Regions from separate parts of the Homo sapiens genome. Here region 2 is linked to region 1. The links are chromatin loops, found by intact Hi-C in ENCODE. Cell type or tissue: Caco-2. All regions are shown on one strand. Links, peaks and the distances in the headings refer to the core of each region. The heading gives the core; the rest is flanking DNA.

The links. A loop is a pair of places that touch in the nucleus more often than their neighbours do. Peaks named below come from ENCODE experiments on the same cell type or tissue, not always from the same donor. Only the 100,000 strongest peaks of a DNase experiment are listed, where the experiment ranks them.
Region 2: a loop joins it to region 1, with 5 times the contacts of the local background. A loop is called at or near these places in 4 of 110 quality-filtered maps.

Annotation. Positions count from the first base shown.
Region 1 is chr10:94,614,237-94,631,036 of GRCh38, reverse strand. No RefSeq gene overlaps it. Among named protein-coding and RNA genes, the nearest start is that of CYP2C18, 61 kb to the left of the region's middle. RefSeq lists an enhancer at 4,165-4,666. In Caco-2, for the core only: no CTCF peak of the experiment used is centred there; DNase peaks (open chromatin) are centred at 7,276 and 7,886.
Region 2 is chr10:94,960,563-94,968,562 of GRCh38, reverse strand. The region is part of intron 5 of CYP2C9 (cytochrome P450 family 2 subfamily C member 9); the gene reads right to left. Among named protein-coding and RNA genes, the nearest start is that of CYP2C9, 26 kb to the right of the region's middle. In Caco-2, for the core only: CTCF peaks have their summits at 4,371 and 4,572 (motif pointing left); a DNase peak (open chromatin) is centred at 4,452.

The sequences.
Region 1 (16,800 bases), core at 3,702-11,701:
ACTTAAAAAAAAAAAACTCGAATACATAGAAATAGTAGAAAGGTGGCTGCCAAAGGTGAGCGAGAGGGAGATGGAGAAATGGAGGTCAAAAAGTACAGAATTTCAGTTATGTAAGATAAATAGCCCTAGAGATATAAAGCACAGCATGAGGAATACAGTTAATAATACATATTGTATTGTATACCAGAAATTAGCAAAAAGAGTAGCTTTTAGGTACTTTACCACATACAAACAAATGTAACTGGCTAGGTGTAGTGGTTCACTCCTCTAATTCCAGTACTTTGGGAGGCTGAGGCAGGAGGATTGCTTGAGTCCATGAGTTCGAGACCAGCCTGGCAACCTAGTGAGACCCTCATCTGTACAAAAAATAAATTTTAAAAAAATAGCAAGCATAGACATGCTTGTAGTTCTAACTACTTGGTAGGCTGAGGTGGGAGGATCACTTGAGCCCAGGAGATAAGAAGTTGCCATGAACCATGATCAGGCCACTGCACTCCAGCCTGAGACAGAGCTAGACCTTGTCCAAAAAAAAAGTAACCATGTGAGATGAATCTGTTAATTTGCTTGGCGGAAATCATTTCACTATGAACATGTATATGAAAACATTATGTTGTACACCTTAAATATATAAAATTTAAAATGTATATGTAATAGAAGAATTTAATATTTTCCCTTGCTGTTACAGGTACAGAAGTTAGTAAATTGTTGTTCTTTCTCTTTTCCACAGGAGTAACAAAATAAATAAAATTGAAATCTTGCCCTGTAAAGTCAAAAGACTAGAGGAAATCCAATTTAGAACCCTGAAAGTCAGTTTTAATGAGGAAATTATGCCACCTCGTGGTAATTTAGTATATTGCCACATATAACTGTTTTCAGGATACAGTATTACTAAATTTTGAGATTGTTCTCCAGCTTGCAAGTAGAGGACCTCCTATGATTTCATGTCAACTTACTTGAGGGAAAGAAAAGTGTTGCCTATTAAATGAGATAGTTATGATCTGATCTTCGACGAACCTGACAAAAACAAGCAATGGAGACAGGATTCACTAATAAATGGTACTGGGACAACTGGCTAATCATATGCAGAAAATTGAAACTGGACCCCTTTCTTACACTTTACACAAAAATTAACTGAAGATCACTTAAAGATTTAAATGTAAAACCCAAAACTATAAAAATTCTAGAAGAAAATCTAGGTCATTGGCACAGGCAAATACTTTATGAAGAAAATACCAAAAGCAATTTCAACAAAGACAAAAACTGACAAATGGGACCTAACTAAATTAAGGAGCTTCTGCACAGCAAAAGAAACTATCATCAGAGTGAACAGACAACCTACAGAATGGGAGAAAATTTTGCTATCTATCCATCTAACATAAGTCTAATATCCAGAGTCTACAAAAGATTTAAACAAATTTACAAGAAAAAAATAAACAACCCCATTAAAAAGTGGGCAAAGGACATGAACAGACACTTCTCAAAAGAAGACATTCATGTGGCCAACAAACATATGAAAAAAAGCTCAGCATCACCGATCATTAGAGAAATGCATATCAAAACCACAATGAGATAGCACCTCACACCAGTCAGAATGGCAGTTACTAAAAAGTCAAAAAACAACAGATGCTGGTGAGGTTGCAGAGAAAAAAGAACACTTTTACACTGTTGGTGGGAGTGTAAATTAGTTCAACCATTGTGGAAGACAGTCTGGTGATTCCTCAAAGATCTAGAAGCAGAAATAATATTTGACCCAGCAATCCCATTACTGGGTATATACCCAGAGGAATATAAATCATTCTACTATAAAGATACACACGCATGTATGCTCATTGCAGCACATTTCACAATAGCAAAGACATGGAATCAACCCAAATGCCCATCAATGATAGATCGGATAAAGAAAATGTGGTACCTATACATCATGGAATACTATGCAGCCATAGAAAGAAATGAGGTCATGTCCTCTGCAGGAACATGGATGAAGCTGGAAGCTGTTATCTTCAGCAGAATAACACAGGAACAGAAAACCAAACACCTCATGTTCTCACTTATAAGTGGGAGCTGAACAATGAGAACACATAGACACACGGGGATAACAACACACACTGGGGCCTGTTGGGGGCAAGGGGAGCATTAGGAAGAATAGCTAATGGATGCTGGGCTTAATACCTAGGTGATGGATTGCTCTGTGTAGCAAATCACCATAGCACACATTTACCTATGTAACAAACCTGCACATCCTGTACATGTATCCTGGAACTTAAAAGTTGAAGAAAATAAATAAATAAATGAGACGGTTATAATGAATAAATAAAATGTTTGTATATAATTGAACCACTACTATCAGTAACAGGAAATCATTTGAGTTAGCTAATTCCAAAATAAGGGTTGTTCCCAAATGAAACATTATAATTCAATGTTTGGAGTTAAATTTTTATACTGGCTGCAGAGAGAGACTGAAGTCACTAACAAAATTTTTACCTTCATTGTTCAGTGGAAAACAAAAGGTCTGAAGGACACCTCAGAAGCCAAGCTCACCAGTGAAGCCATTTAACTGGGCCTTGGTCCAAACCCATCCAGGCCCAAGTGAGATTCTTGCAGGCACAGTAATGATGAGATTATTAGTGCTGGGCATGGGGCGGGGGTGGGGGCAGTTGGTGGAGAATACTGCCTTAGCTGGAGGCCTAAACAGGCAGTTAATAGGTTATTCAGCTAAAAATTGCTCCAAGGTAATTTTCTTTTAAAGCAAAAAGATCTAAAAACAAAGTTGCAGAGAACAAAGTAAAAACCAAGCAGTAACTAATAACAGTGAAAATCTGGCAAAAGATGGCACAATCTTTATCATATCTGGTGATGAAAAGAGTCAAACTCTGTAAATTATTTGAAGAGATTAATTCTGAGCCAAATATGAGGGACATGCCCCCGTGAGACAGCCATCAGGATGTCCTAAGAACATGTTCCCAAGGTGTTCAGGGTGCAGCTTGGTTTTATATATTTTAGGGAGACATAGGACTTTAATCAAATACTTTCAAGAAATACATTGGTTTGGTCCAGAAAGGCAGGACAACTCAAAGTGGTGGGGGCAGTGGGGCAGAGCTTCCAGCTTATAGGTAGATTTAAAAATGTTCTGGTTGACAATTGGTTGAGTTTATCTGAAGACCTGAGATCAATAGAAAGGAATGTCTGGGTTAAGATAAAGGATTGTGGAGACCAAAATTCTTATTTGCAAAGGAAGCCTTCAGGTAGTAAAGGGAATAGGTTGTAAAATGTTTCTTATCAGACTTAAAGTCTGTGCTGATGTTAATGCTGGACAGGTATAATGAGGCATGTCCTACCCCCACTTCCCGTCATGGCCTGAACCAGTCTTTCAGGTTAAGTTTTAAGAGTGCCCTGGCTGAAAAGGAAGTCCATTCAGATGGTTGGGGGGACTTAGAATTTATTTCTGGTTTACATATCATTCCCTTAACATAAAAATAAAAGCAGCTATTAGAAAAGAGTTCAATGACTTATGCTGTTATTTAATAGACATTAATTTTTGAAGCAGAAAAGCATATTGGTTGTTTAACTTGAACTCTCACATGAAGTTTTGCTTAACAGAAGACCTCATAACAATTTGTATTAAAAAGATTTAGCGTAAGTAATGTGCTTTGAACAGTACACAGAGTAGCTCAATACACTATGCATACATGGTAGCAATTATCATTAGACTATCACTATAGTATGTTTTTCTTGTTGTCTACAAGCTTGCCTCTGACAAAAAAAACAAACAAAAACAAAAAAAAAACAGCATAACTCACAAAATGCTGAGGAAAACAGAACAAAACAAAACTACTGCCCTTTGGATGATTATAACTGCATGTGATTCAAAATGCTGCTTCATATCTCAGTGACAAATCTGAAAAGGATGAAAATACTAACCATTATGAGAATCATGAAACATTAATGAAAAAGGTGATATTTAAATTAAGCATTAAAGAATAGGTTGGGTTAACAAAATAATGCACATTGCTTCCAAAGACCATTTCAAATATCTCCAACTGGTTTTATATTTCCTTGCATTTGAGAATCACAATTCTGGAGGGAAGTTTGCATAAACACCTCACTTCTCTCTGTACCCATAAACTTTGCCATGTAACTTTGCAGTGTCCTCCCACCATGATTCTGGGCTTGCCCCTGTGACTTTCTTTAGCCATGGGAAATTAGCTGGGATGCAAGTAGAGGCTTGAAAAGTACTTATTCAATTTCACTTACTTTTGCGTCTCTGCCTTTGTTATGAGAAGATCGTGTCTGAGCTAGCTCTTTAGTGGCAGAAGGATGAGAAAACCTTCTCAGCAGTCTCCTCAACCCCATTGAGTCTAAATCAACTGAATACCAGCTGGCCACAGATGTGAGTCTAACCAAGGCCAGCTGAGCCAATCATTCAAGCCCTGCCTAGACCAGCTGACCACAGCCAACTCACAAACTCAGAAATAATAAGCATTTTAAGCCACTGAGCTTTGAGGGTGGTTTTGTACCTGGCAGTGGCTAACTAGTACATTCCATAATTACTAGGGCATTTTGCTTATTTTATTCTTGTTCCAACTTCTTAGTCAAAAAATGACTTTTATTCTGATTTATAAATATGTTTTTGAGATCAAGATAGCTGACTGAATGCCCTTGTTTACTTCTTCTCCCTCCCAATATCTTCTTTTAAATGACAAAATAAATATAAAAATTAATCTATGGCAGCATCGAAAATCCAGGAGGTGAATAATAACAGACCATAAAATTGAGAAACTTCTAGAAGACTAAGTATATGGAAATAAATTGCCAACAAAATACAACCAACCTAAATTTCAAAACATCAGATATGAGAAAAGAGATTTCTTTAAAAAATAAGAGTTTGGCAAGGTGTGGGGGCTCACTCCTGTAATCTTAACACTTTGGGAGGCCAAGGTAGGCAGATCACTTAAGCCCAGGAATTTAAGACCAACTTGGGCAACATGGAAAAACCCCCTCTTTACAAAAAATACTTTAAAAAATATAGCTGGGTGTAGTGGCACACACCTATAGTCCCAGCTACTCGGGAGGCTGAGGTGGAGGATCACTTGCCCAGGAAGTGGAGGTTTCAGTGTGCCAAGATGGTGCCACTGCACTCCAGCCTGGGTGACAGAGCAAGACTTTGTCTTAAAAAGAAAAAAAAATCTAGTTGGGCATAGTGGCACATGCCTGTGGTCCCAGCTACTTGGGAAGGATCACTTGAGCCCAGGAGGTTGAGACTGCAGTAGGCTATGATCATGCCACTGTACTCCAGCCTGGGCAACAGAGCAAAACCCAGGCTCAATAAAATAAAATAAAATAACTGGACTACTAAATTTATTTGTTTATGCATGATGCTCTACTATCACTGTTGTGGTTCAAATACACCTTCAAAGTCCTCTGACCATAATTCCAATTTGAGGACAGGTGGAAAATATGTGTAACTTCATGATGACAAAAGCTGGGCAAGCAGAAAAAAATATAGCATGTCTTGTTAAGAGGGAGACTGTTCTAAGTGTCAAAGACTACAGGTACAAGCCCTATTATCATAGATAGTTGTGTGATAACCTTCCTGTGAGTATCTTCTTGTCAGCCTCCCCCATCTCCAACTGAATCTTTGACAATCAACTTCCAGGCAAAGATACAAATAAGACCCACAGACAGGTTCTTCCTACTATATGATATAGCAGCATACTTGGAGTTAGACTAACTAAAAAGTGAGGGCACAATTCTCCAGACTGCAAGCCTTCTGACACCAACTATAAGTTTTGAGTTTCCCAAAATCACCCTCAGATTCAATAACTTGCTTGCAAGATTCATAGTACTGAAAGCTTGTATATTCTCAGTAACCAGCCAAAGGAAGAGATGCATCGGGTGGAGTTGTGGAGGGGTCCAAATGAAATAGGAGAGTTCCTTGACCCCCCTCTCAGGACGTGCAACAGGGGTGTGGCTCACCTGTTTGGTGCTCAAATCCTTGACAGGTGGGGGAGCATGCAGACAGGGAGGTGGAGTACCTAGGGTGAGTGATGTGGACTCCAGCCCCATAGTAGTCTCTAGGGGTGGGTGCCTGCGGCCCCAGTGTCACAATGCTCTTTTAACCTTGCCTTCCTCAGATGGCTTAAGTGTTAACCAGCTCAATGGGCCCTCTGCCTTTTCACAAGAGCAGAGGGCTAGTGTGACAGCTTTCTGTATCCTGAGCTCTTGCCCAGTGTCCTGAAAGAATTGGGTCACACACGGGCTTGAAGGATGAATGCAGAGGTTTTAATGAGTGGTGGAGGTGGCTCTCAGCAGGATGGATGGGGAGCTGGAAGTGGGGATGGAGTGGGAAGATGATCTTCCCCTGGAGTTTGGTCATCCAGCAGCTGAACATCTCTCAGACTGCCCCCAGCCGAACTCCTCTTTGTGTTCAGACATTCCTTCTCTTCTTTCTCTGCTGTGCCATTCTACCATTTGCCTCCTTATCTCCTTGTCTCTTTGTCTCCTCATCTGCTTCTGGAGCCTGAGGTTCGGGGTTTATTTGGGTACAGGATACAGGGGCAAGGCAAACCAAAAGGCAACTTTTGGGGCACAAAAACAGAAGTGCCTGTTCTCAGTTAGGGCCATGGGTCTCCAGGCTTGAGAATGGGGCCTTTGCTGGGGAAACGCCCTTCTTCTACCCAGTATTTCCCTGTCTCCTGTCCACATCGCAAATGCTGAGCTTTCCGTTAACCTCTACCCATGGATCCATAGCCAGTGTTACTTCCTCCCAGCCACAGTGGGCTACAATACCTGTACAAGGCAAAGCTCATCCTACTGTCTATGTCCAGGGGTTTTATTCAGGCTTAATGGTTAATTCATTGGCCACAGGTTAAATGTAGGCATCAGCTCTCCCTTCTTCCCAGGAGGTCAGTCTGACATCATGGGGGCCCACCATTACACACCTTATTTTATTTTGAGATAGGGTGTCACTCCTTCATCCAGGCTAGAGTGCAGTGGTGCCATCATAACTCACTACAGCCTCAACCTCCTGGGCTCAAGCAATCCTCCCACCTCAGCTTCCCAAGTAGCTGGGATCACAGGCACACGCTGCCATGCCTGGCTAATTTTTTTTTATTATTATTTTTAGAGATGGGGGTCTCATCACATCAGCCAAGTTGGTCTCCAACTCGTGGGCTCAAGCTATCCTCCCACTTCAGCCTCCCAAAGTGCTGGGATTAGGGGCATAAACCACAGCACTCAGGCCATGAATCACCTTATTAGCACTAACTAGCCTTGTGGTCTGAGGGGCCCACCAAGAATAACAAAGACATTCCTATCACTTAGGAAATTCCAATAGCTTAGAGATTACCTCCTAGGAGCCAAGACAAAGGCCAGGTCTCTCCTTGGATGAGGCCAGATTCTTTAAGAAGAAACTTCTCTGTTGACCAGAAAAGGTTCTGTGATTCTTATTGGGGAAGTAGGGTAAATATATGGTAAACAAAAGGCCAATATAATGATCTGCAGTCATGAGTTAACTGAGGGATATCCTTGTTATCTACAACAAGTGATAATAATGTAAGGAAGAAAAAATAATTTTCTCTACCATTCATAGTTCTTCACTGGGACTCCCTGTAACAAAAGATAGGTTAACAGGAGAAAAGGTTTATTAACATGTATATTTTCATATATACAAGAAAGACATGTAAGGAATAAGTAATTTTTTAGAGTACAGAGAAAAAGAGCATGGGGAAAAAGCCTGGTTAAGATGAGAGAGCCAGGAAAAGCACCTTACACAAAGGTAAGATTTGTTATCTGAGGGCACCTTCTCCATTTAGTCATCCCTCTCTTCTTTGTGCAAAGAAGATATCCTTACTGAGGAGAGGAAAGATCACCTCGGCCATCAAGCAGACCATCTGGAGGCAAAGCCCCTTATCTGAGGAATTCAAGAAGTAATTACACTTCCCTATTATCTTGTGAAAGGAAAATAAATCTCAGGACCCCAAAATCACAAGTCAAGGGAAAAGTCAAGCAGGGAACTACAAACCTGCCTCCCATTTTATTCCAAAATAAGATAGCTAAAAAGATAAAAGAGCTACATACCTCCCTCACAATTTGCCCACAAGGAAATTCCTTGTGGGCCTCAAGATCTTTACCCTAAAGGAGTTCTGTTGAATTTCACTGACAACAAACTGATAGCTTATCTTCACAGGTGCAGCACAGAAAATCATCCCTCTGCTATCTGAGACAAATGCATATCTGATTGCTTCCTCTGCCCTACTGTTTATGTAAAAATACAGATTCATTGAGCCATATTAAATTGTGTATTCTGTGGAAGGCTGATCAAGGACTCAAAAGAATGCAACATTTTGTCTGTTATTTACTTATGACCTGGAAGCCCCCCCATGCCCTCCCCTCTTTCAAGTTGTCCCATCTTTCCCATCCCATCTTTCCCAACCAAACCAATGTACATCTTATACATATTGATTGATGATACATATATATATGTATAAAATGTATAAAAGCAAGCTGTAACCCAAACACTTTGGGCACATGTCATTAGGACCTCCTGAGGCTGCATCACAGGTGCATCCTTAATGCTGGCCAAATAAACTTTCTAAATTGGTTGAGACCCATCTCAGATATTTTGGGTGCACAATCTAAAACACGCTTGTCCAGCCCACAGTTCACAAGCTGCATGTGGCCTGGGACAGGTTTGCATGCAGCCCAACACAAATTCATGAGCTTTCTTAAAACACTATAAGAGATTTTTTGTGATTTTTTTAAGCTAATCAGCTATCATTAGTGTTAGTGTATTTTGTGTGGCCCAACACAATTCTTCTTCTAATGTGGCCCAAGGCAGGCAAAATATTGGACAACGCTAATTTAATATCCGTTATTTCTTTCTTTTGCCTGATTGCCCTGGCCAGAACTTCCAATACTATGTTGAATAGGAGTGGTAAGAGAGGGCCTCCTTGTCTTGTGCCAGTTTTCAAAGGGAATGTTTCCAGTTTTTGCCTATTCAGTATGATATTAGCTGTGGGTTTGTCATAAACAGCGCTTATTATTTTGAGATACGTTCCATCAATGCCTAGTTTATTGAGAGTTTTTAGCATGAAGAACTGTTGAATTTTGTTGAAGACCTTTTCTGCATCTATTGAGATAATCATGTGGTTTTTGTCTTTGGTTCTCTTTATGGGATGGACTACGTTTATTGATTTGCGTATTTTCAACCAGCCTTGCATCCCAGGGAAGAAGCCGACTTGATCGTGGTGGATAAGTTTTTGATGTGCTGCTGAATTCAGTTTGCCAGTATTTTATTGGGGATTTTCGCATCAATGTTCATCAGGGATACTGGCCTGAAATTTTCCTATTTGTTCTGTCTCTGTCAGGTTTTGGTATCAGGATGATGCTGGCCTCATAAAATGAGTTAGGAAGAATTTCCTCTTTTTCTATTGTTTGGAATAGTTCCAGAAGGAATGGTACCAGCCCCTTTTTGTACCTCTGGTAGAATTCGGCTGTGAATCTGTCAGGTCCTGGATTTTTTTGTTGGTAGGCTATTAATTACTGCCCCAATTTCAGAATTTGTTATTGGTCTATTCAGGGATTCGACTTCTTCCTGGTTTAGGAAAAGAAGAAGTCAAATTGTCTCTGTTTGCAGATGACATGATTGTATATTTAGAAAACCCCATCGTCTCAGCCCAAAATCTCCTTAAGCTGATAAGTAACTTCAGCAAAGTCTCAGGATACAAAACCAATGTGCAAAAATCACAAGCATTCTTATACACCAATAACAGACAAACAGAGAGCCAAATCATGAGTGAACTCCCATTCACAATTGCTACAAAGAGAATAAAATACCTAGGAATCCAACTTAAAAGGGATGTGAAGGAACTCTTCAAGGAGAACTACAAACCACTGCTCAATGAAATAAGAGAGAACACAAATAAATGGAAATACATTCCATGCTCATGGATAGGAAGAATCAATATTGTGAAAATGGCCACACTGTCTAAAGTAATTTATAGATTCAGTGCTATCCCCATCAAGCTAACATTGACTTTCTTCACAGAATTGGAAAAAACTACTTTAAAGTTCATAGGGAACCAAAAAAGAGCCCACATTGCCAAGACAATCCTAAGCAAAATGAACAAAGCTGGAGGCATCACGCTACCTGACTTCAAACTACACTACAAGGCTTCAGTAACCAAAACAGCATGGTACTTATACCAAAACAGATACATAGACCAAAGGAACATAACGGAGGCCTCAGAAATAACACCACACATCTACAACCATCTGATCTTTCACAAACCTGACAAAAACAAACAATGGGGAAAGGATTCCCTATTTAATAAATGGTGCTGGGAAAACTGGCTAGCCATATGCAGAAAGCTGAGACTGGTTCCCTTCCTTATACCTTATACAAAAATTAACTGAAGATGGATTAAAGATTTAAACATAAGACCTAAAACCATAAAAAGCCTAGAAGAAAACCTAGGCAATACCATTCAGGACATAGGCATGGGCAAGGACTTCATGTCTGGAATACCAAAAGCAATGGCAACAAAAGCCAAAATAGACAAATGGATCTAATTAAACTAAAGAGCTTCTGCACAGCAAAAGAAACCACCATGAGAGTGAACAGGCAACCTACAGAATGGGAGAAAATTTTTGCAATCTATCCATCTGACAAAGGGCTAATATCCAGAATCTACAAGGAACTTAAACAAATTTACAAAAAAAAAAAAAAAAAAACAACCCCATCAAAAAGTGGGCAAAGGATATGAGAACAGACACTTCTCAAAGGAAGCCATTTATGCAGCCAACAAACATATGAAAAAAAGCTCATCATCACTGGTCATTAGAGAAATGCAAATCAAAACCACAATGAGATAACACCTCATACCAGTTAGAATGGTGATCATTAAAAAGTCAGGAAACAACAGATGGTGGAGAGGGTGAGGAGAAATAGGAATGCTTTTACACTGTTGGTGGGAGCGTAATTTAGTTCAACCACTGTGGAAGACAATGTGGCGATTCCTCAAGGATCTAGAACTAGAAATACCATTTGACCCAGCAATCCCATTACTGGGTATATATCCAAAGGATTATAAATCATTCTACTATAAAGACACATGCACACGTATGTTTACTGTGGCACCGTTCACAATAGCAAAGACTTGGAACCAACCCAAATGCTCATCAATGATACACTGGATTAAGAAAATGTGGCACATATACACCATGGAATACTGTGCAGCCATAAAAAACGAAGAGTTCATGTCCCTCGCAGGGACATGGATGAAGCTGGAAACCATCATTTTCAGCAAATTAACACAATAGAAAACCAAACACTGCATGTTCTCACTCGTAAGTGGGAGTTGAACAATGAGAACACATGGACACGGGGAGGGGAACATCACACACCGGGGCCTGTTGGTGGGAGGGATAGCATTAGGAGAAATACCTAATGTAGATGACGGATTGACGGGTGCAGCAAACCACCATGGCACATGTATACCTATGTAACAAACCTGCACATGCTGCACATGTACCCCAGAACTTAAAGTATAAAAATATATATATATTGGACACCTCTGACTAAAGCCACATCTGGTATCAGGCCTCTTTCCCAAAAATGTGTAAGTAACAAGAATTTCAATACATCTCCAGAATGCACGCATGTTGAAACCCATTGTGCAAACTTCGCTGACATCAAGGCACCAAAATGTCTACACATGTAACCATTTATCATGACCTACATTACTAATATGGTCCAAAGTATCCTTAAGCTCCTGCTTTAAGGTCCATAAATACCCCTACGGAAAATCCACAACTGCACACTCAGTCCTCTCTTGCTGAAGTGTCCCAGTACACTCTGCTGCAGTGTTCTTTCTAATAAAACTTTCCTTTTCAAACCTATACTATTGTTGGTAAATTCTTTTACCAGCAGGGAGCCAACCAGTCTTCACTGCCCGGGCTTTGACACCTTGCCTGGCACTTAAAAGTGGAGATTTCCTGTGTAAATTTATCTTACAAATGGGCACCTTTTCAGAACTACTCCTGCATCTGCAGTTTCTTAAAATAAGCAGTTCAAAATAATCAGTTCATCAAAGAGGCATATTTTGGGGTGGTATATTATGGTCTCCTGCAGTCATAGAGACTTTGGGGTGATGTGGCCTGATCCCAAACAATGACTAGATTCATAATACAAATATTAAATTACTAGTATGTCAAGTTACGTTATAAAATCATTCCCCTTTCATAAAGCAAAACTTTGTTTATGGAATTTTTGTTTTCCAGCAAGGAACCAAGAAGACTACTTAACCTCTCTAGTAGAATTTCTTAGCCTGGGCAACATGGCAAGACCCTGTCTCTACGAAAATTTAAAAATAAAAAAATTGGTTGGGTGTGGTGGCACACACCTGTGGTCTCAGCTACTTCAGAGGCTGAGGCAGGAGGATCACATGAGCCAAGGAGGTTGAGACTATAGTGAGCTATGTTTGCACTACTGAACTCTAGCCCGGGAGACAGTGAGACCCTCTCTCAAAAATAATAATAATAATAATAATAATAATAATAATAATAATAATAATAATTTCTTGAGGTTTTGAAGAACGAATAAATAAAAGGAAAATCCTTGAACATTTGTAGGGGACAGTATTCCCGGCTTATTCAACATTCTCCCCTACCTACTTTTTCCTTCCTAACAGAGTAATACCAATGTAATTCAGTTATCCACCCATTTCCCCAGGCAGCTAAATACCTTGGTGGAAGCTGATCCAACCCCTACATCCAGGGAGCAGCAAAACATAATTTTGCATATATTGCCAGAGATTGCCTCAGGAATTTGACACAAAGATTCATGATGGGAACTCTCATGGCAAGTTTTGAGGGAGTTATCTTGTTCCTAGGAGAGCACCAAAAATGTAGTCTCTCTTCATCCTCTGGATGTGGTTGTTTCTGGGTGTGATGCCTGGAAACACTTGCTACCAGTATGAGAATGAAGCTGCCACTGAAGAAAAGCATGATGAGAGCTAGAAATACCTGCATGACATCACTGAACCAGAGTCAAACAGCTCTGAAGCATGTCCAAATGTAGGCTTTCTATTGTTACAGTAGGTAGCTAGACAGGCATAAGTGGGGCAGGAGAGGGTTCCCCCCACATCCCAGGTGGCCATCAGGTGATGATCAGGTGGTTAACTGTCTCCATAATATAACTGGTCACAGCCAACACCAGGGAAAGGCAGTCTCCCAACATATACGAAACACCTAAGACTAGTGATCAGCAGCTTCCTGATAAGATCTCAGGAGTTGGGCGAGTAACCTCAAGCATGCACATTAACAGGCAAAACGGCAGAGTTTAACTGGTATATTACCTTTCAGAGGCATTCCACCAGAAAAGCGATCCTAGATGCCAGATGTAGGCCAGCATATAAAACCCTAAGGCCAAGGTCAAATAGTGCACTTGACCTCCAAGATGTTCACTTGGCCCTCTTCCAAGTGTACTTTACTTCCTTTCATTTCCTGCTCTACAACTTTGTAATAAACTTTCACTCCTCCTCTAATATTTGCCTGTCTCTCCTTTGCCTTATGCCCCTCAAATTATTTCTTCTCAAGAGGCAAGAATTGAGGTTGCTGCAGAACCGTATGGATTCACCACCAGTAACATATTTGGGCCAACAGGAATTGTTCTGGGGGTTGGTAAGCAAAAGGGGAAAAAACCACATATGGGGGTTGAACACCACCAAAGAAGGTGAGGCATAGAGATTTCTTACCACTAGGGAACATATCTGAGCCACATGGCTATTGTAACACTATTATGTGAAGTAGTAAATTATCCCTTTATTTAATTAATTTATTTATTTTTTTGAAACAGAGTCTTGTTCTGTCGCCCAGGTTGGAGGGCAGTGATGCGATCTCGGCTCACTACAACTTCCGACCCCTGGGTTCAAGCGATTCTCCTGCCTTAGCCTCCCAAGTAGCTGGGAATATAGGCATGCACTAGCATGCCCAGTTAATTTTTTATTTTTTTATTTTTTGAGACAGAGTCTCACGCTGTCACCCAGGCTGGAGGGCAGTGGTGCAACCTCGGCTCACTGCAACCTCCACCTCCCAGGTTCAAGCAATTCTCCTGCCTCAGCTTCCCAAATAGCTGGGACTATAGGTGCCCACCACCACGCCCAGTTAATTTTTTTATTTTTAGTAGAGACAGGATTTCACCATGTTGGCCAGGTTGATCTTGAACTCCTGACCTCAGATGATCCACCCACTTCGGCCTCCCAAAGTGCTGGGATTACCGCCACCGTGCCTGGACTAATTTTTGTATTTTTAGTAGGGATGGGGTTTCACCATGTTGGCCAGGCTGGTTTTGAACTCCTGACCTCAAGTGACCCACCCGACTCGGCCTCCCGAAGTGCTGGTATTACAGGCATGAGCCACCGACCCTATTGTTTTTATTTTATTATCCCTGCCTAGAGTAAGTGCTGAAATTTCCCTATTTTTTAAACCAGCCTGAGTTGAGGCTCTCCCAATCAAAATCATCTTAGTTGATAATAGCAATGAATAGAGGAGATGAAGAAAAAAATCTCATAGAACTCCAACAAAAGGAAAACCTGAGCCACAAAACTGAAAATATAAGTCATGAGAAATCTATAAATCTTCTTGTTAAAACTAAAATAATGCTGTTTATAACAGATGTAACTAAAGTACTGAAAATTAAGAAATGAAAAAATATATTTCTGATAAAAACTAACAAAGTGAAAATGGGATAACAATACTACTATTAAGCAAATTAAAATGAATAACATTAACAAGGCCTGAGAGAACTATGGCTAGAGATTGTTTTGTCAATTAAATTATATAACAATTATGTGCCTTAAAGCATCTGACAGCATGACTTCAACATACAAAAAGCAAAAAACTGACAAAATAAAAATTTTATAAATCCATAATCATGATAAAATATTTTTAAAACCTCCCTCAAAATTAAGCAGTTCACATAAGAAATGATATAAAGGATTTGAATAAGTTTGAACGTGTGCGTGTGCATATGTGTGTGTGTGTGTAGATCAGGCAGGCTTGGTCCACATAGAGGATCTCTAGAAGAGAAAAAAAGATCAGCAGTGTTTTTGGCTGCTTCTGAGTCTGGCATGACACATTTAAACTTTGACAAACCCCTAATACATATAGTTTTGTCCACAGGACATTTGCTGAATTCTGTGGCTACAAATGAAAAGGTGAGTAGACTGGTGGCCTCTAAAAAGAGTGAAATTTCCCATAATCTCAAATTACTTAGAAAACAACATTCTACTAAGAGTCCTCCACCTCAAGACACTTGCCAGATTTTGAAGCTGCAGGGGAACCAGAGGCTCAAGAGCCAATTAGATCAAAACCTCTAAACGGCAAAACTAAATTAGTCCTTCAGGGATAAGGAGCCAGAGACTCACAAGACTATAAATCAAAAGCCAAGGAGAACCATGCTCATAGAAGACATAAACTAGGCCGGGCACGGTGGCTCACGCCTGTAATCCCAGTACTTTGGGAGGCCGAGGCAGGCGGATCACAAGGTCAGGAGATCAAGACCATCCTGGCTAACACGGTGAAACCCCCCATCTACTAAAAAATACATAACATTAGCCGGGCGTGGTGGCGGGTGCCTGTAGTCCCAGCTACTTGGGAGGCTGACGCGGAATGGCATGAACCCGGAAGGCGGAGCTTGCGGTGAACCAAGATCGCGCCACTGCACTCCAGCCTGGGCGACAGAGTGAGACTCCGTCTCAAAAAAACAAAAAGAGATAAACTAGAGGTGAACTAAGTTTTACCAAGATTTCAACATAGCCCAAACCCAATAACCCTGATGGGATTGAAGAGACCAACCCCTCGTGATTAATATGTTGTTTAAAAAAAGAGGGAAAGGAATTAAAAGATAAACAATTTCAGCTGGTAATATTACAAGGAATTAAATAAGCATTCTGGAACTCAACAATGCAGCATCTGAAATTAAGAACTCGCTGAATGGATTTTACCAACAAACTGGAAGATTATATAACTCCGTTATATATGAGACTAGAAAACTCAAGACAGGTCAAAAATCTCAAACTGAGCACAGAGAAAAAAAAATAATGAGAAGACTAAAGTAGTGAATGAAACATGTGGGATATATCCAAAAGATCTAAAGTTAGAATCTCTGAAAGAAAGGAGACAGAGAATGGGGTATGTGGCAAACAGACTTGAAGATGGCCTCCGTGATTCCCACCTCCTTTGTTCACACCTTTCTGTGACCTCAAACGATCCTGTTGGACTGCATCATTCTTTGTTGTAAGGGGTTGTCCTGTGCTTTATGTTTAGCATCTCCAGCATCTACCCACTGGATTACAATAGCACTCTACAGTTTTAACAACCAAATGTCTCCTGATCTTGACAAATGTCCTCTGGAGGACAAAATCACCCAACTGAGAATCACTGATCTATACTGGGGGAAAAGAATCCCATCAGTGGCTGCTCCTGAAGCTGGAGGTGGGGCAGGGATTGACTAGGCTATAACACAAGGAAACAACTGGAGATAACAGAAATGATCTGTATCTAGGTTTTACCAGTCATTATACAAACATATATACATATGTAAGTATAAATTATAGGTAGCTTATAGACATTTTATATATAAGTAAAATTACAAGTAACTTATAAAAAACTGTCAAAATTCATGTAATTGTACACTTAAAATGCACTTATTGAGGGCTGGAGGGGGTGATGGTCTCCTATGACGTCAGAACAGGAGGTTGTCTGGGGAGGGGACCTCTGAGACTTGAGTCCCACAACTCA
Region 2 (8,000 bases), core at 1-8,000, 340 kb before region 1:
ACTCCTTGCCAGCAAGGGGACAAAACTGGACAGAGAAAGAATTTGATGAATTGACAGAAGTAGGCTTCAGAAGGTGTGTAATAACAAACTCCACTGAGCTAAAGGAGCATGTTCTAACCCATTGCAAAGAAGCTAAGAACCTTGAAAAAATGTTAGACGAATTGCTAACTAGAGAAGAACATGAGTGACCTGATGGAGCTGAAGAACACAGAATGAGAACTTTGTGAAGCATAAATAAATATCAATAGCCAAATTGATAAAGCAGAAGAAAGGATATCAGAGATTCAAGGTCAACTTAATGAAATAAAATGTGAAGAAAAAAGTTAAAAAATAAGAATAAAAAGAAATGAACATAGCCTCCAAGAAATGTGGCGCTATGTGAAAAGACCAAATCTACGTTTGATTGGTGTACCTGAAAGTGATGGGGAGAATGGAACCAAGTTGTAAAACATTCTTCAGGATATTATCCAGGAGAACTTCCACAATCTAGCAAGACAGACCAACATTCAAATTCAGGAAATACAGAAAACACCCACAATGATACTCCTCAAGAAGGGCAACCCCAAGACACATAATTGTCAGATTCACCAAGGTTAAAAGAAAGGAAAAATGTTAAGGGAAGCCAGAAAGAAAGGTCGGGTTACCACAAAGGGAAGCCCATCACCACAAGGGGATTTTGTCATCACCAAGCCTGCCTTACAAGAGCTCCTGAAGGAAACACTAAATATGGAAAGGATCAACTGGGAACAGCCACTGCAAAAACATACCAAATTTTGTAAAGACCGTCAACACTATAAAAAAAACTGCATCAACTAAAAGGCAAAATAATCAGCTAGCATCATAATGGCAGGATTAAATCCACACACAATATTAACCTTAAATGTAAACAGGCTAAATGCCCCAATTAAAAGACACAGACTGGCAAATTGGATAGAGTCAAGACCCATCAATGTGCTGTATTCAGGAGACCCATCTCACGTGAAAAGACACACATAGGCTCAAAATAAAGGGATGGAGGAATATTTACCAAGCAAATGGAAAGCAAAACAAAGCAGGGGTTGCAATCCTAGTCTCTGATAAAACGCACTTTAAACCAACAAAGATTAAAAAAAGGGGTGGTATCATATAATGTTAAAGGGATCAATGCAACGAGAACAGCTAACTATCCTAAATAGATACACACCCAATACAGGAGCACCCAGATTCATAAAGCAAGTTCTTAAAGACCTACAAAGAGGCTTAGGCTCCCACACAATAATAGATGGAGGCTTTAACACCCCACTGTCAATATTAGACAGATCAATGAGACAGAAGGTTAACTAGGATCTCCAGGACTTGAACTAAGCTCTGGACCAAGCGGGCATAATAGACATCTAAAGAACTCTCCACCCTAAATCAACAGAATATGCATTCTTCTCAGCACCACTTCACACTTATTCTAAAATTGACCACATAATTGGAAGTAAAACACCCATCAGCAAATACAAAAGAACAGAAATTAAAGCAAACAACCTATTAGACCACAGTGCCATCAAATTAAAACTCAGGATTAAGAAACTCACTCAAAACTGCACAACTACATGGAAACTGAACAACCTGCTCTGAATGACTACTGGGTAAATGACAAAATGAAGGCAAAATAAAGATGTTCTTTGAAACCAATGAGAACAAGGACACAGTGTACCAGAATCTCTAAGACACAGCTAAAGCAGTGTTTAGAGGGAAAATTATAGCACTAAATGTCCAGAGGAGAAAGCAGGAAAGATCTAAAATCAACACCCTAACAACACATTTAAAAGAACTAGAAAACCAAGAGCAAACAAATTCAAAACCTAGCAGAAGACAAAAAATAACTAAGATCAGAGCAGAATTGAAGGAGATAGAGACAGGAAAATCCCTTCAAAATATCAAAGAATACAGGAGCTAATTTTCTGAAAAGATTAACAAAATAGGCTGCTAGCCAGACTAATAAAGAAGAAAAGAAAGAAGAATCAAATAGAGAGAACAAAAAAATGATAAAGGGGATATCACCACTGATCCTACAGGAATACAAACTACCATCAGAGAATACTATAAACACCTCTATGCAAATAAACTAGAAAATCTAGAAGAAATGGATAAATTCCTAGACACACCCTCCCAAGACCAAACCAGGAAGAAGTCGAATCCGTGAAGAGACCAATAACAAGTTCTGAAATTGAGGCAGCAAGGAATAGCTCACCAAGCAAAAAAAAAGCCCAGGACCTGAAGGATTCACAGCCGAATTCTACCAGAGGTACAAAGAGGAGCTGGTACCATTCCTTCTGAAACTACTCCAAACAGTAGAAAAAGACGCACTCTTTCCTAACTCATTTTATAAGGGAAGAATCATCCTGATACCAAAACTTGGCAGACATAAAACAAAAAAAAGAAAATTTCAGGCCAATATCCCTGATGAACATCCATGCGAAAATCCTCAACAAAATACTGGTAAACTGAATCCAGCAGCACATCAAAAAGCTTATCCACCACGATCAAGTTGGCTTCATCCCTGGGATGCAAGCCTGGTTCAACATATGCAAATCAATAAATGTAGGCCGGGCGACGTGGCTCACACCTATAATTCCAGCACTTTGGGAGGCTGAGGTGGGTGGATCACAGGGTCAGGAGTTTGAGACCAGCCTGGCCAACATGGTGAAACTCAGTTTCTACTAAAGATACAAAAAATTAACCAGGCGTGGTGGGTTATTCTTTTGGGTTATTTATACCCAAAAGAATTGAAAGCAGCACATCAAAGAGATATTTTTTTACCCATATTCATAATAGCATTACTCAAAAAGTCAAAAGGTGAAAGTAATCCAAGTGCCCATCAACAGATAAATGGGTAAGCAAACTTGGTTTATACATACAACGGAATATTATTCACCCTTAGAAAGGAAGAAAAATCTGACACATGCAAAAACATGAATGAACCCTGAGAACATAACATTAGGCTAAGTGAAATAAACCAGTCACAAAAGGCAAATATGTAATGATTCCACTTTTATGAGGTACCCAGCATACTCGATTTTATAGAGACACAAAGTAGAATGTTGGTTGCCATGGGGTGGTGGAAGGGAGAAATGTAGAGTTATCATTTGAGGTGGGGGTGTGGTTCTACAACATTTCTTGTCGCATCATCCACGTCTCTGGACACTTCTCTTTGGGCAACCCATTCCCTTTGATTTCAGATAAATTTCAGGGCAAGTGATAAGGGAATGGGAATTTTAACTGCAGTTAGTCCACACAGTATCTGGCAGATAAGACTGACAAAGACCTCAAATAATGTGGTGGGCCACCTTTACAAGGCCCATCTTCTGCTCTTGTGTTACTATGGACACATTTCATGGAATTATTAATATGAATTAGTTTGCACAGTTGAGGAAATTATGTTACTTTCATTTTGTTTGTTGATTGCTTTGTTGGTAGAGACAGGGTTTTGCCATGTTACCCAGGCTAGTCTCGAACTCCTGAGCTCATCCAATCTGCCCACCTCAACCTCCCAAAGTGCTGGGATTACAGACATGATCTACAATGCCCGGCCAAGAGTTATTATTAAATGGGTATAAAGTTTCTGTTTTGCAAGATGAAAAGAATTCTACAGATGTATGGCAGTGACATTTGCACAACAATGTGAATGTAATTAATACCAAAATACTATGCACTTAAAATGATTAATACAGAAACTTTTATGTTATGTGTATTTTGCAACAATTTTTTACAAAATTAAAAAATTATAATAATAAACATTATAAAAATAAATCTCACAATAAGCAAGTGAGATTTATCCCAGAAATTCAAAAGTGGTTCAACAAGAAAGTCAATCAGTGCACTACACCATATCAGAATAAAAGAGAAAATCATGTTCATCTCATTAGATGCAGAAAAAAAAATTGACAACTTTTAATACCCATCATAACAAAAACACTCAGAAAACTATAAATGAAATAAAACTCCTTTATCATAATAAAGCATATTTATGAAAACTGCAAAGCTAAAGCATACTAAATTGTGAAAGACTAAAACTTGTAACTTAAAATCAGAAAGAAAAGAAAAAAAACAAGGATGTCCATTTTTACTACTATTAAACATAGTATTGGAAGTTCTAGCCAGAGCAATTAGGCAAGAAATAAAATAAAACACATTCAAATAGGAAAGGAAAAATTCAAATCATGTGTATTTGACTGAAACATGATTCTCTCTATATAGAAAAATCTCATGCAATACAGATAGAAAATAAGTAGAGCTAATAAATGATTTCAGCATAATTTCAGGGTACAAGATCAATGCAAAAATCAGTTGTCTCTCAGTGCTGGTGCTAGTGCCTGCCATTAGGGGACCTGTAGACAGGACTGCCCAGTCCAGTGACACCGATCTTTATCCCCCTGGGGCTCAGCAGGGAGCCCAGACTACTCTGAATTCCACAGATGAACAGATTATCTGAGGAAACAGAGAAGTTCCCCCAGAAAACAAGGATCAAGCTGTGCTATATCAAGTTGTCCTAGTCACAGCTGGCTTTTGCTCATAAGTGCCATCTACTGACATGTATGTCAAACTGCACAGGCCAATATAAAACTACCCACAGAAGTGAACACAGCTATAGAATCCAAGTCAAAGGCCCTACCCAACATACTTTATAGTCACATCCCATAGGAAGGGGAAGAGAAAAAGGAAAGAACAAAAATAGGGAGAGAAAAACAATTCTATCTGCACAAAAATAATTTCAAAAATCAGAAGCGGCAGCCTCTCCAAATAAGAAGAAACCAGCATAAGACTTCTGGCACCATGAAATGTCTGAATGTCGTAAAACCTCCAAAGGATCACATGAACTCCCCAGCAATGAACCCTAACCAAACTGGCAACTCAGAAATGACAGATAAACTATTCAAAATATGGACTGCAAGTAAGCTCAGTGATCCAAGGCAGGGTTGAAAATTAATGCAAACAAACTACTAAAGCAGTCCAGGAAATGGAGCGAGAAGTAAACATCTTAAAAAGAAATCAATCAAAGCTTCTGGAATTGAAAGAGTCACTTAAGGAATTTCAGAATTCAATTGAAGCGTTTATCAATAGACTGGACCAATTTCAGAGCTTGAACACCAGTCTTTTGAACTAACCAAGTCAGACAAAAATAAAGAAAAAATAATTTTAATAAATGAACAGTCTTCAAGAAATATCTGATTATTTAAAAGGAGTAAACCTAGGAATTATTGGCATTCCTGAGAGAGAAGAAAAAGTAAACAATCTAGAAAATACATTTGGGCTAATAAGTTGAGAAAATTTTCCCAAACTTGCTAGAAAGGTAGACATCCAAATACAATAAACCCAGGGAATATATGTGAGACACTATACAAAATTAACATCACCAAGGCATTTACTCACCAGGCTGTCCAAAGTCAAGGCTAAAAAATAATTTTAAAGGCAGCTAGAGAAAAAAATCAGATCACATACAAAGAGAACCTTGTCAAGCTAAAAGGATGCTCAGCCTATTTTCAACATTCATTTTAATAAAAATTACAAAAAAGAATTTTATATTTTGCCAAACTATGCTTCAAAATCAAGGAAGAAATACAATCTTGTCCAAACAAGTAACTACCAGGAAAATCTGTTACCATTAGACCAGCCTTATAAGAGATCATTAAGGGAGTTCTAAATATGGAAGTGAAAGAACAATACCTGCTACCACAAAACACACTTAAGTATATAGCCCACAGACTCTATAAAGCAATCACACAATAGAAACTACAAAACAACCAGCTAACAACTTCACAATAGAATCAAAACCTCATATATCAGTGTTAACATTGAAGATAAAGTCTAAATGCTCCACATAAAAGGCAAAGAGTAGGAAGTTGGATTAAAAATAAGACCCATCCTTCTACTGTCTTCAAGATTGCAAGGCCCATCTCCTACTAGTAGAAGTAGAAGACCCATCTCAGACCTAGAAGACCCAATTCAGACCTAGAAAACCCTAAAGAACTTTCCAAAAACTCCTGGAACTGACATACAACTTCAGTGAGATTTCAGTACACAAAATAAATATGCAAAAATCTGTAGCATTTTTAAACACCAAAAATGTTCATCCTGAAAGCCAATCAAGAACTCAATCCCATTTACAATAGCCACAAGAAAAAACCTAGGAATACAACTAACAAAGGGGGCAAAAAGGTCTCTACAAGGAGAGCTACAAAATACTGATGAACAAAATCATAGATGACACAAACAAATGGAAAAACAGTTCAGGCTTATGGATTGAAACAATCAATATCATTAAAATGGCTAGACTGCCCAAAGCTATCTACAGATTCAATGCTATTCCTATCAAACTACCAATATTATTTTATTCTAAAATTCATATGGAACCAAAGAAGAGCCCAAATCCAAAGCAATCCTAAACAAAAAGAACAGTGGGAAGCTTCACATTGACTTCAAACTATACTGTAAGCTACAGTAACCAAGAGAGCATGTAACTGGTACAAAACACAAATTGAACAGAAGTAGAGAAGCCAGAAATAAAGCCACACACCTATAGCCATCTGATCTTCAACAAAGTTGACAAAAAATAATCAATGAGGAAAGAATTCTCTATTTAGTAAATTGAATGAGGATAACTGACTAGCCATATGCAGAATGAAACTGAAACACTTCCTTGAACCATATACAATAATTAACTCGAAATGGATTAATGATCTAAATTTAAGACCTCAAACTATAAGAATCTGATGGAAAAATATCTATAAAATAACATTCTGGATACAGGCTTTAGCAAAGAACTTATGAATAACTCCTCAAAAGCAATTGTAACCAAAATGAATATTGACAAGTGGGACCTAATTAAAGAGCTTCTGCACAGCAAGAGAAACTATCAACAGAATAAACAGACAACCTACAGAATGGGACAAAATATTTGCAAACTGTGAATCCAACAATGTTTCAATAGCGAGAATCTATAAGGAAGTTAGACAATTCAACAAGTTAAAAAACAAGTAACCCCATTAAAAAGTGGGCAAAGGACATATGTCCTTCCAAAGAAGACACACACATGGCCAACAAGCATATGAGAAAACACTCAACATCACTAATCATCAGAGAAATGCAAATCAAAACCACAATGAGATATCATCTCATGCCAATCAAAATGGATATGATTAAAAAGCCAAAAAATAACAGATGTTGGTGAGACTGCAGAGAAAACAGAACACTTATATACTACTGGTGGGAATGTAAGTTAGTTCAGCCACTATGGAAACCAGTTTTGAGATTTCTCAAAGAACTAAAAGCAGAACTACCATTCGATGCAGCAATTCCACTACTGAGTATGTACCCAGAGGAAAACAAATTGTTCTACCAAAACGACACGTGCTAGTATGTCCATTCCTGCACTATTCACAATAGTAAAGACATAGAACCAACCAATCATGTGTCACATAAACAAAATGTGGTGTATATACACCATGAAATGCTATGCAGCCATTAAAAAAAATCATGTCTTTGCAGCAACATAGATGTAGCTGGAAGCCATTATCTTGAGGGAATTAATGCAGCAACAGAAATCCAAATACCACATGTTCTCATATAAAAGTGGGACACAAAGATGGAAAAAATACACAAGGAATTACTATAGAGGGTAGAGAGATATAAAGGCAAGGGCTGAAAAACTACCTATTGGGTACTAGTCTCACTACCTGTGTGATGGCATTATTTGTACCCTAAACTTCAGCATCACACAATATACCTATGTAAGACACATGAACGTGCACTTCAAAATAAAAGTTGAGAACATTTGGAGCCAAGATGGCTGAATAGGAACAGCTCCAGTCTACAGCTCCCAGCATGAGCGATGCAGAAGATGAATGATTTTTGCATTTCCAACTGAGGTACTGGGTTCATCTCACTGGGGATTGTGAGACAGTGGGTACAGGACAGTGGGTGCAGTGCATGGAGCCTGAGCTGAAGCAGGGTGAGGAATCACCTCACCTGGG